Regions from separate parts of the Homo sapiens genome. Here region 2 is linked to region 1. A link is an interaction called in ENCODE POLR2A ChIA-PET data of the cell type or tissue named here. Cell type or tissue: Panc1. All regions are shown on one strand. Each heading gives the region's core, and the rest is flanking DNA. Links, peaks and the distances in the headings are about the cores only. Region 1 has its middle 8.8 kb from the start of WFIKKN2. Region 2 has its middle 58 kb from the start of TOB1-AS1.

Region 1 (5,336 bases), core at 1-5,000:
GGCCGAGGCGGGTGGATCACAAGATCAGGAGATCAAGACCATCCTGGCCAACATGGTGAAACCCCATCTCTATTAAAAATACAAAAATTAGTCGGGTATGGTGGTGCGCGCCTGTAGTCCCAGCTACTCAGGAGGCTGAGGCAGGAGAATTGCTTGAACCCAGGAAGTGGAGGTTGCAGTGAGCCGAGATTGTGCCACTGCACTCTAGCCTGGTGATGGAGTGAGACTCCATCTCAAAAAATAAAATAATAATAATAATAATAATAATAATAATAATAATAATAATAATAAAGACCCTGAGGTAAGAACACAGCCAGCATGTTTGAGAGAGAAGGCCAATAAGGCTGGAGCAGAGTGGTAGCAGAGAAGGAGAGCATGAGGACCAAGAGGCTGAATGGGGTCAGAAAAGGCAGACTCTTGTAGATAAGGTCAGAGTTTGACATTTTAAAAGACAGATTTGCCTGGGTGCGGTGGCTCATGCCTGTCATCCCAGCACTTTGTGAGACCAAGATAGGAGGATAGCTTGCGCCCAGGAGTTCAAGACCAGCCTGGGTAACATAATGAGACCATCTCTACAAAAAAAATTTAAAAATTAGCCAGGCATGGTGGCATGCACCTGTAGTCTCAGCTACTCAGGAGGCTGAAGTTGGGAGATCTCTTGAGCCTGGGAAGTCAAGGCTGCAGTGAGTCATAATTGTACTACTGCACACCAGCCTGGGTGACAAAGCAAGATCCTGTCTCAAAGAAAAAACAAACAAGCAAACAAGCAAATAAATAAAAACCAGATTTACTGATGTACAGCTGACAAACAATATACTGCACATGTTTAAAGTATACTCTTTTGGGTTAGTTTTCTTTCATTTAGTATAATTATTTTGAGATTCATCTGTATTATTGCATGTATGAGTAGCTTATTCCTTTTTATTGCTGAGTAGTATTCTATTGTATGGATACACTGCAATGTGTTTAAACATTCACCTTTGAAGTTGTTTGTAGTTTCTGGCAATGAAAAATAAAGCTGCTGTGAATATTCATGTTCAGGCCTTCTGTGAACACATCCTTTCATTTCTCTTGTGTAGACACCCAGGAGGGGAATGGTAGAAGTGTTTAACTTCCCAATTTTTTAAGAAGCAAACTGATTTACCAAGTAATTGTACCATTTACAATGGTACCAAATGCACTCATTTTCCCAGGAACAGTGTATGAGAGTTTCAGTTCTTCCACATCTTTGCCAACACTTAGTATGACCAGACTTTTAAATTTTAACCATTCTAATTAGTGTGTAATAATTTCTTATTGTGTTTTCAATTTTTATTTCCCTGATGACTAATGATGTTGAGCATCTTTTATTTATTTTTATTTTTTATTTTTTTTGAGACAGAGTCTTGCTCTGTCACCCAGGCTGGAGTGCAGTGGCACAATCTTGGCTTACTGCAGCTTCCGCCTTCCGGGTTCAAGTGATTCTCCTGCCTCAGCTTCCCAAAGTGCTGGGATTAGAGGTGCGAGCCACCACACCCGGCTAATTTTTGTGTTTTTAGTAGAGATGGGGTTTCGCCATATTGGCTGGTCTCGAACTCCTGACCTCAAGTGATCCGCCTGCCTCAGCCTCCCAAAGTGCTAGAATTACAGTCATGAGCCACGGCATCCGGTCAATGTTAAATATCTTTTATTATAATTATTTACCATTCATATATCTTTTTTGGTGAAGTGTCTGTTAAAATATTCTGCCCATTTTTCACTGGGTTATTTATTTTCTTATTATTGAGTTTTGAGAGTTCTTACATATTCTGGATACAAGTTCTTTATCAGATACATGTTTTCCAAACACTTTCTGCCAATTTGTGGCTCGTCTTTTCTTTTTTTTTTTCTTTTCTTTTTTGAGACGGGGTCTTACTCCATCATCTGAGCTGGAGTGCAGTGGCACAATGACAGCTCACTGCAGCCTCAACTTCCTGTGCTCAAGCAATCCTCCCACTTCAGCCTCCCAAGTAGCTGGGACTACAGGCATGTGCCACCATGCCAGGGTAATGTTTTTATTTTTTGTAGAGACAGGATTTGGCCATGTTGCCTAGGCTTTCATTCTCTTAATAATATCTTTTGCAGGGCAAAAGTAACATCAATTTTTTCTGTCTCGATCATGTTTTGGTTATTGTATCTAAAAAGTCATTGCCACCAAGCGCGGTGGCTGACACCTGTAATCCCAGCACTTTGAGAGGCTGAGGTGGGTGGTTAACTTGAGGCCAGGAGTTTGAGACCAGCCTAGCCAACATGATGAAACCCTGTTGCCACTAAAAATATAAAAATTAGCCAGGCGTGGTGGGGGCCGCCTGTAGTCCCAGCTACTCGGGAGGCTGAGGCAGGAGAATTGCTTGAACCCGGGAGATGAAGGCTGCAGTGAGCCGAGATCGTGCCACTGCACTCCAGCCTGGGTGACAGAGCAAGACTCCATCTCTAAAGAAAGAAATAAATAGTCATTGCCAAAATGAAGGTCACCTAGATTTTCTTTTGTGTTATCTTCCAGAAATGTTATAGTTTTGTGTTTTGCAATTAGCTCTTGATTCATTTTTAGTTAATTTTTGTGAAAGATGTAAAGGTCCATTATGTCTAGACTTTTTTTTTTTTTTTTTGCATATGGATGTCCACTTGGCCCAGCACCGTCTGTTGAAAAGACTGTTCTTTCTCCATGGATTGCTTTTGCTCCTTTGTCAAAGACCTGTTGACTATATTTCTATGAGTCTATTTCTGGGCTCTGTATTCGGTTTCATTTATCTATATGTCTATTCTTTAACCAATACCATGTTGCCTTTATTTCTGCAGCTTAATATATAGTAAGTCTTGAAGTTGGGTAATGTCAGTCTTCCAACTTTATTTTCCTTCTTCAGGATTGTGTTAGCTCTTCTGGTTTTTTGCCTTTCCATATAAACTTTAGAATAATTTTGTTGAAGTCACAAAATAGTTTCCTGGGATTTTGATCAGGGTTGCAGTGAATCTATAGATCTAGTTGGGAAGAACTGACATCTTGACAATTTTGAATCTAATCTGATCTATAAACATGGAACATGTCGTTCTTCTTTTTTTTTTTTAATCTTGGCTCACTGCAGCCTCTGCCTCCAAGGTTCAAGTGATTCTCCTGCCTCAGCCTCCCAAGTAGCTGGAATTACAGGTGTGAGCCACCACACCTGGTTAATTTTTGTATTTTTAGTAGAGACAGGGTTTGCCATGTTGGCCAGGTTGGTCTCCAACTCCTAACCTCAGGTGATCCACCCACCTCATCCTCCCAAAGTGCTGGGATTATAGGCATGAGCCACTGCACCCAGCTGGAACATGTCTTTCCATGTTTAGATTTTCTTTGGTTTCTTTTACCAGTTGTATAGTTTTTCTCGCATAGCTTTTATACATATTTTTAAAAGATGTACACGTTAAGTATTTTTTTACGTTAATGTAAATGGTTTCTGTTTAATTTCAAATTCCAATTGTTCATTGCTGATATAAAGGAAAGCAACTGACATTTGTATATTAACTGTGTATCCTGACACCTTGGCTTTTTAGATGATGACAATAGGAGCCCCCAAACCCTTGGCCTTGGGTTGTTCCTGACTTTCCCAAGTGATCTTCGACTTTTGGAATCTGCATGCAAAGGAAAGAAGGAGTTTCCCATACTTCTCCTTGGAATGGCCTGGCCCAAGCACAGCCTCCTTGGCCAAGGCCCCTGCCTCCATGGGACCCTGGCCTTTGGAAAGTAGAGGTGAGAGAGGAGGCCGCAGGTTTAGGAGACAGGGTGGGGGTGGGAGCCGCAGGTCTTGCCGGCTCTGCACGGATGGCCCTAGGAAAGTCACACCAGGTGGATGGAGTGCCTCACATATAGAAAGGGCAACTACGGTTTTGTGTAACTTTTGTTTCAGTTATTTACATGAATATGTGTACTGAATCATAATAAAAAATGTATTTCTGGCCAGGTGCAGTGGCTCACACCTGTAATCTCAGCACTTTGGGAGGCTGAGGCAGGCGATCTCTTGAGCCCAGGCATTTGAGACCAGCCTGGGCAACATGGCAAAACCTGATCTCTACCAAAAATACAAAAGATTAGCTGCTCATGGTGGTGTGCACCTGTGGTCCCAGCTACTCGGGAGGCGGAGGTGGGAGAATCGCTTGAGTCCAGGAGGTGGAGGTTGCAGTGAATAGAGATCGCGCCAGCCTGGGTGACAGAGCGAGACCCCATCTCAAAAAAGAAAAAAAGTATTCCTCACTATGTGTTGCAGTCAAAACATTTGAAAGCCCCTGTCACAGAGGGGTTTTCTTCCCTAAGGATTACAGATTAGAGGTGGGCTCCGTTCAGCTCAGCGGGGGGCTCAGTACCTGCCTCCCAAAAGTTTGTCCCATGCCACCAGCACCTCTGGCCCTGTGGGGTGAATCAAAGCTCTCAGCAGCTGAGCTCAGTTCTCAACTGTTCTGACCACCCACATTCTACGGAGTGTCTTTACTTTGAGATCATCTTGACTCTCGGTTTCTGTTAAAGAGTAAAACAACAACAACCATAGCTTTTTTTTTTTAGATTTTTAAAGCACTGAGTCTGTCAACTCAGTGCTTAAAAAAGCACAGTTCTCAGAAAAGAGAACACACTCTGGAGAGGCAATTCATTGAGTATTTTTAGCAGGAACCTAAAAGGGGCAGCTCAGGGTAGTTGTGGCATTTAATTATGACCAGGAGAGGCCATTGGAGAATTTTAGGCAGGTGTGTTCATTTCCTGGGGCTGCTAAACAAATGACCAGGAACTTGGTGGCTTAAAACAGCACACATTTATTATCTGACAGTTCTGGAGGCTGGAGGTATGAAACCACAGTGTTGGCAGGGCCACGCTCCCTCCAGAGGCTTTAGGGGAGAGTCCTTTTCCTCTTCCAGTTTCTGGGGGCTCAGGTGTTCCTGGGCTTGTGGGTGCATCGCTCTAATCTCTGCTTCTATCTGCACAAGACTTTCCCGTCTTCTGTGTCTCGATTCTGTCTCTGCCTTTTATAAGGATACCCGTCATTGGATTTAGGGCCCTCCTCGGTAATCCAGCATGATCTCATCTCAAGATCCTTAATTTCATCTGCAAAGACCCTTTTCCCAAATCTCATCTGCAAAGACCCTTTTCCCAAGGTCACGGTCACTGTCTCTGTGGGTTAGAACATGGATATATTTGGCAGGGGTGGGGGGCTGGGGGGAGCACCACTCAACCCACTACATTGAACATTTAAACTTTACCCGTATTTTACAACCCAGTTGCGGCTTTTGTTTTGTTTTGCTTTGTCATTTAAAGTCAGGAAGGCCTCCTGAAAGAAGTTGTTTCTGAAATCGGT
Region 2 (5,372 bases), core at 1-5,000, 98 kb after region 1:
TAGGAAGCGGTTTTTTTTTTAAAGTCCCCAAACAAGCCAAGGATGGAGGAGAATTAATAAAAGACAAACAATGGAATAACTGTGACCCCTGTGTCCCCATTGTAGAAGAGTACAACCTAGTCACAACCTAGTCGTAGTTCATGTTTGACTTTGGGATGAAGAGGAGGCATACTCCTGAATGCTGACAATGGTCATCGCTAGCTGGTGGCCTTTTAGGTGACTTTTATATACATTTGCTGCGCTTTCCAAACTTTCTATGCTGTAAGATGGAATTTTTATAAGCAGAGGAGCCCTGGCAAGCCTGAGTATTTGTTGAGAGCCTCTTAAGGAAAGCTCGTTGTCTACAGCCTCTGGGTCTGGAGGATGGGGCAGAGGTCAGCTGGTCCATGCCTTCTCCTCCCTACAGGGGCACACCCAGATCAGTCGATAAATTGCCTGGCCCCACCTGTGCAGGCTGGGTGAGGCTGCCTGGGTGGAGAGCCTGGGCCCAGGGGGCCCCTGGAGACTCTGACCCCAGCCAGAGTCCATAACAACCACAGGACCAGAAGGCAATGAATGGGTAACATCCACCATGGGCCTTATAACCTCCTCCCCGGCCCAGCCAGGCTGGGAAGCAGAGGAGAAGAGATGGGGGTGCTGGTTGTCTCAAGGAGAGGGACCCCAATGTGGAACAATAATGCCTCTTGCACAGGCTGTTGGGGGAATTAAATGTGATGACTGGCCCACAGGCCACAGAGGAGGAAACACTCAGTAAACATTGTTGGGCATGTGGATAAATGCACAAGCTGGCCGTGCTCCCTTATGGGGTTGGAAATCCTCTCCACACTGCAGAGTTGTAAAGTATCCTCTCCTTTACGATCTGGGTGGGAAGCACTCTCTGCTCCTGAATTCCCCCACACAGGCTGCAGCAGGATGTCCATGGCTGAGGCAGCCAGAACCACTCTTGATATCTGGCTCCCGAAGGTCTCTCTGTGCCCTGGGGCCCAGGCAGCCCCTGTTGGAAGTGCCACGTCCAGTCCTACCAGAGCCCAAGCTGCAGCCACAGAAACCAAAAGGATGATAGCTTTGTGGGAAACTCAAACATTAAAAAGAATAAAAAATTTAAAAACTGTGAAGGCCAAAAGAAGTCCATCTGTGGGCTGCGATCTCTGTTCTAAATTTTAGCATTGATCTTACTAAAATAACACCTTTGCATTTTTATCAGGGCCTTTCTGTGGAATGATTTCCTCCAAAGAGAGAGACCCCAGTGGTGGGAAGCTCAGGCCCTTTGGCTGTGTCCAGGTCGCACTAGGCATCTGTGTGTCCTGTGCTGACTGACCAGCTGTGCTCCCCAGAATCCATCTTCAGGCACCAGTGGATCTGAGATTTTGGCAACAGTCCAGGGCATTGAGGTTTTGCCAGAAAATAAGGTAGAGGCCTCTCTGGAAGCAGAGGGCGTCAGCTATGCCCTGTGTTTGCAGAGATCATCTGCTACAAGGCTGTGGGTTTGGGATTCTGGGGCAGGTGGAGTCCCAGAAACATCCTCTCCCCAGGCTAAGCAGATTAAGGTTTCCACCTGTTCTTCCCTTCAATAATCCCTGCATTTGATTCTCTAACTAAACAGGAACCAGGCCAGGTAGATGATCATGATTTCCATTTTGCAAATGAAGAAACTGAGGCTCAGCAAGTGACTTACCCGAGGTTGCACAGGGACTAAGTTCAAGCCCTAAGAATTAGGACCATTTTATAGCAGATCTCCTAAAGGCCACAGGTATCTTATGATATTCTACCCCAGCAGACTTTGTGGCTCTTGTGGCTAATGAAATTTCTTTCTCTTTGTAAACTGTATTTTTTAATCATTATGCAAACTTCATGTTAATATCTATTACAAGAACCCTCAAAGACCAAAAGATAATCCATAACCCATGAACATCATTATATTGTATTTTCACATTCTACCCTCCAATCATCGTTCATAGAAAATCCTTTTCCTTGCCTCTGAGATACACAGTTTCAAATTTCTAAACTGTAAAGGTGCATTTGTTTGTTTTGAGATAGGGTCTCACTCTGTTGCCCAGGCAGGAGTGCAATGACACCATCATGGCTCACTGTAGCCTCAGCCTTCTGAGTTGAAGCGATCCTCCCACTCAGCCTCCCAAGTAGCTGGGACTACAAGCACGCACCACCATGTCTGGCATTTAAAAAAACTTTTTTTGCTGGGGAGAGATGGGGGTCTCACTGTGTTGCCCAGCTGGTCTCTAACTCCTGGATTCAAGCGATCCTCTAACCCAGGCCTCCCAAATTGCTGGGATTACCAGCATGAGCCACTGCACTGAGTACAAATGTGTCTCATAGTTGATGTATACACACAATGTGCCTGCAAATGTATGCATTTTCTTTCCACCAAAAAAAACCCTGTCTTTGTACATCAATTATGTGTCATATAATCAAGGAAACACGATAGATCATTTTATAGAGATGTAAGAAAATCATCAATATGATTTGCTTCCCACTTCATTCACTTCCCTTTATATTCCCTGGCATTGGCCAAGGTTTTAAAATAAAGACAATTCAGTATTTCCTAATCCCTGGCCAGCTGGCCACCTGGCCACCTGCCACCCCAGGCACTTGGGCACTGGAACTAACTTTAATATAAATCAAAACAGCAAGAGGATGTGTGTAAGCCCCTGCTCTAGAAATTCCAAGGGGAAATGGGAAGGAGAGAAACTAATGCTTAATGAGCATCTGCTATGTGCCAGCCTCGTGCGGTGGAATTGGAGGAGTGAGGAGGGCTTCTGTCTCCAGACTGTAAAGGAGAGGATGTTTCACCATTCTGAAGTCAGAGGGAGAAACGTTTCCAACTGAATTAAGAGAGAAGAGCCCAACTTGCAGTGTTCCCTGGCCCCTGGTAATTAATTAATCAAAGTAAGGTTTTCTTTTCAAAAAGTGTCTTTAAATTGACCATCTCTTGTAAAGCTGGTTATTTTCAGATGTGCCATGTTCCTGTAGGCACCAGCTTCACCTCACACTGCCTCGGTCTGAGATTGTGCGCCTGGAATTGTATTGAGTCAGAATCACCTGGTGGGCTTGTGAAACTGCAGCTGGCTGGGCCCCACCCCCAGAGATTCTGATTCAGCAGATCTAAGGTGGGGTCTGAGATTTTGCATTTCTAACAAGCTACCAGTGATGCCGATGCCACTGGTGCACTTTCGGATCACCTGAGGAGCTTTTTTTCAAAAAGACTGGTGCCTGGCTCACACCCCCAGGATCTGATTTCACTGGCCTGGGTGCAGCCTGGCGTTAGGAATGCCATGGCTCCACAGGTGATTCTTGTGTGCTGCCCAGCCTAAGGGCCACTGGGTTTACCGAAAGAAGCCAGCAGACATGATGAGCATTTCCTGAGCCTATGAGATTCCTTGGATTTCAGGGACAACCTCCTAAGTCTTCCCAGATCAGGGCCTGCCAGGCAGAGAGTCTCTGAGGGATGGAGGGAAGCTGTCCTATATGAGCCGTACTTCCACACCTGTATCTTTCATACCAAGTCAACTGGTTGCTAATGCTAGTGGGGAAAACCATGTGAACTGATTAGTAAGATTTCTGGCTTCTCTGGCCAAGCTTCTGGACCACATGGCTGTTGCCAGTGCTCCCTCAGATGGCACACACTTGCTAGCTTGCCACAGTCCCCATCACCCCCTAGTGTGTTACCCTCCTTGGCCTGAGACTCACTGATTTGAGCTACGTGGCGCCATTGATTGTCCGTCTTCCTGTTTGTGGTTGGGTGTGAATGGACAGGTGCTTTAGGAACGGGAACTCAGATCAGTACTTTCAAAGGAAGACAGGAGACACGGGAAAAGGACCCTGTGTGTGCTTTGAGGATGATGGTGACCTCAGGCCCTGCTCTTAGCCTAGAAGGGGTGGGGGATGTTAGACTGAAACCCAAGAGACTTGTAATCTCACCCCAGCTCTGTCGCTAATTTGCAGAGTGACTTTAGGTAACTAACACCGTCTCTCTATGCCTCAGTTTCCTCATCTGCAAAGTGATTGAGGGTAAGACATGCTGAGCACCCATGTCCTTCCTATTCTAGGAGCTGGAGAGAAAAGAGTCCAAGTCTTATAACTAAGAGTTGGGAGGAGGGGGACCCTGAAGCCTAGGGAGGGAGACAGCTGGGCCCCAGGATGTGGGCTGGGAAGGAGGCACGGCTCGTATCCAGTTTAACCACAGGCCCAGCCATCCCCAGCTCCTCAAAGCTGGACTCTGCGCCCCCACCCATGTGTGCAGGTGAAGCCTAATTCTTATACCAACTCTGATGCGAGGCGTTGTGGGTAGTGGTTGAACCCTGGACTCTGGAGTCGATGTGGCCCAGTCCTGTGGCTCTGCCACTTCCTGGCTGTGTGGTCTCAGGCAGGTTACCAACCCCTCTGGAGTCTCAGTATCTCACATGTAGCATGGGCTAGTAATGGGTAGCTGTGGGGATCAAATGAGCTGTGCCCGGAAAGCATTTAGCTCTGTGTGTGGCAGATGCTCAGGGGTCACAATCATCATCATTAAGAGGAGGCACTCAAGTTGTGCCTGGGGCCTCGTTTATGCCCCAGAATCTCAGCCCCAACCCCAAGATGTGTCTCTTTTTTTTTTTTGAGACAGAGTCTGGCTCTGTTGCCCATGCTGAAGTACAGTGGCACGATCTCACTGCAACCTCTACCTCCTGGTTTCATACAATTCTCCTGTCTCAGCCTCCCGAGTAGCTGGGATTACAGGTGTGTGCCACCATTCCTGGCTAATTTTTGTATTTTTAGTGGAGACAGGGTTTCACCATGTTGGCCAGGCTGGTCTCGAACTCCTGACCTCAGGTGATCCACCAGCCTCGCCCTCCCAGAGTGCTAGGATTACAGGCGTGAGCCACCGCACCCAGCCCCAAGATGTGGGTCTTGATAATAGGGATCCCACTGCCCTCCTAAATTCCTATGATTGAGCCCAGCTTCCCCGAAATGGGGGTCTGGCCCAGCCCAAGTTCACTGAATGGCTCTCAGACTCCCTACAGACCTGAGCTCTTGCAATCAGGTCACCCTCTGCCCCTGCCCTAGTTTCCTCTGCCAGCTGCCACACTCAGGTGCCCTGAGGCATCCGGGACATGCAGTCAGGCAGTATAATCTCCCCTAGCTGTGTAACCTTGGGCAGGTTACTTAATCTCTCTGGGTTTTTGTAAAAGGGGAATGATAACCTCCACTAGATCCTAAGCTCCTCGAGGGAAGGGATGGTGTTTGCTTTATCCACCAGTGTATACCCAGCATCTAGTCCAGTGCCTGGCACATAGTAAGTGCTCAAAAAATATTTGTTGGATCAATGAATGGGTGGCCTAAGGACTAAATTGAATAATATATGTGAAGCACAGTGC

What was found. ChIA-PET counts read pairs that join two places held together with the same protein. Peaks named below come from ENCODE experiments on the same cell type or tissue, not always from the same donor. Only the 100,000 strongest peaks of a DNase experiment are listed, where the experiment ranks them.
Region 2: POLR2A ChIA-PET joins it to region 1 with 9 read pairs; 2 of 35 experiments call an interaction of 5 or more read pairs at or near these places.

What each region holds. Positions count from the first base shown.
Region 1 is chr17:50,824,160-50,829,495 of GRCh38, forward strand. No RefSeq gene overlaps it. Among named protein-coding and RNA genes, the nearest start is that of WFIKKN2, 8.8 kb to the right of the region's middle. RefSeq lists an enhancer at 4,336-4,565 and a silencer at 4,686-4,795. In Panc1, for the core only: no CTCF peak of the experiment used is centred there; no DNase peak of the experiment used is centred there.
Region 2 is chr17:50,922,413-50,927,784 of GRCh38, forward strand. No RefSeq gene overlaps it. Among named protein-coding and RNA genes, the nearest start is that of TOB1-AS1, 58 kb to the left of the region's middle. In Panc1, for the core only: no CTCF peak of the experiment used is centred there; no DNase peak of the experiment used is centred there; H3K27ac peaks cover 393 bases.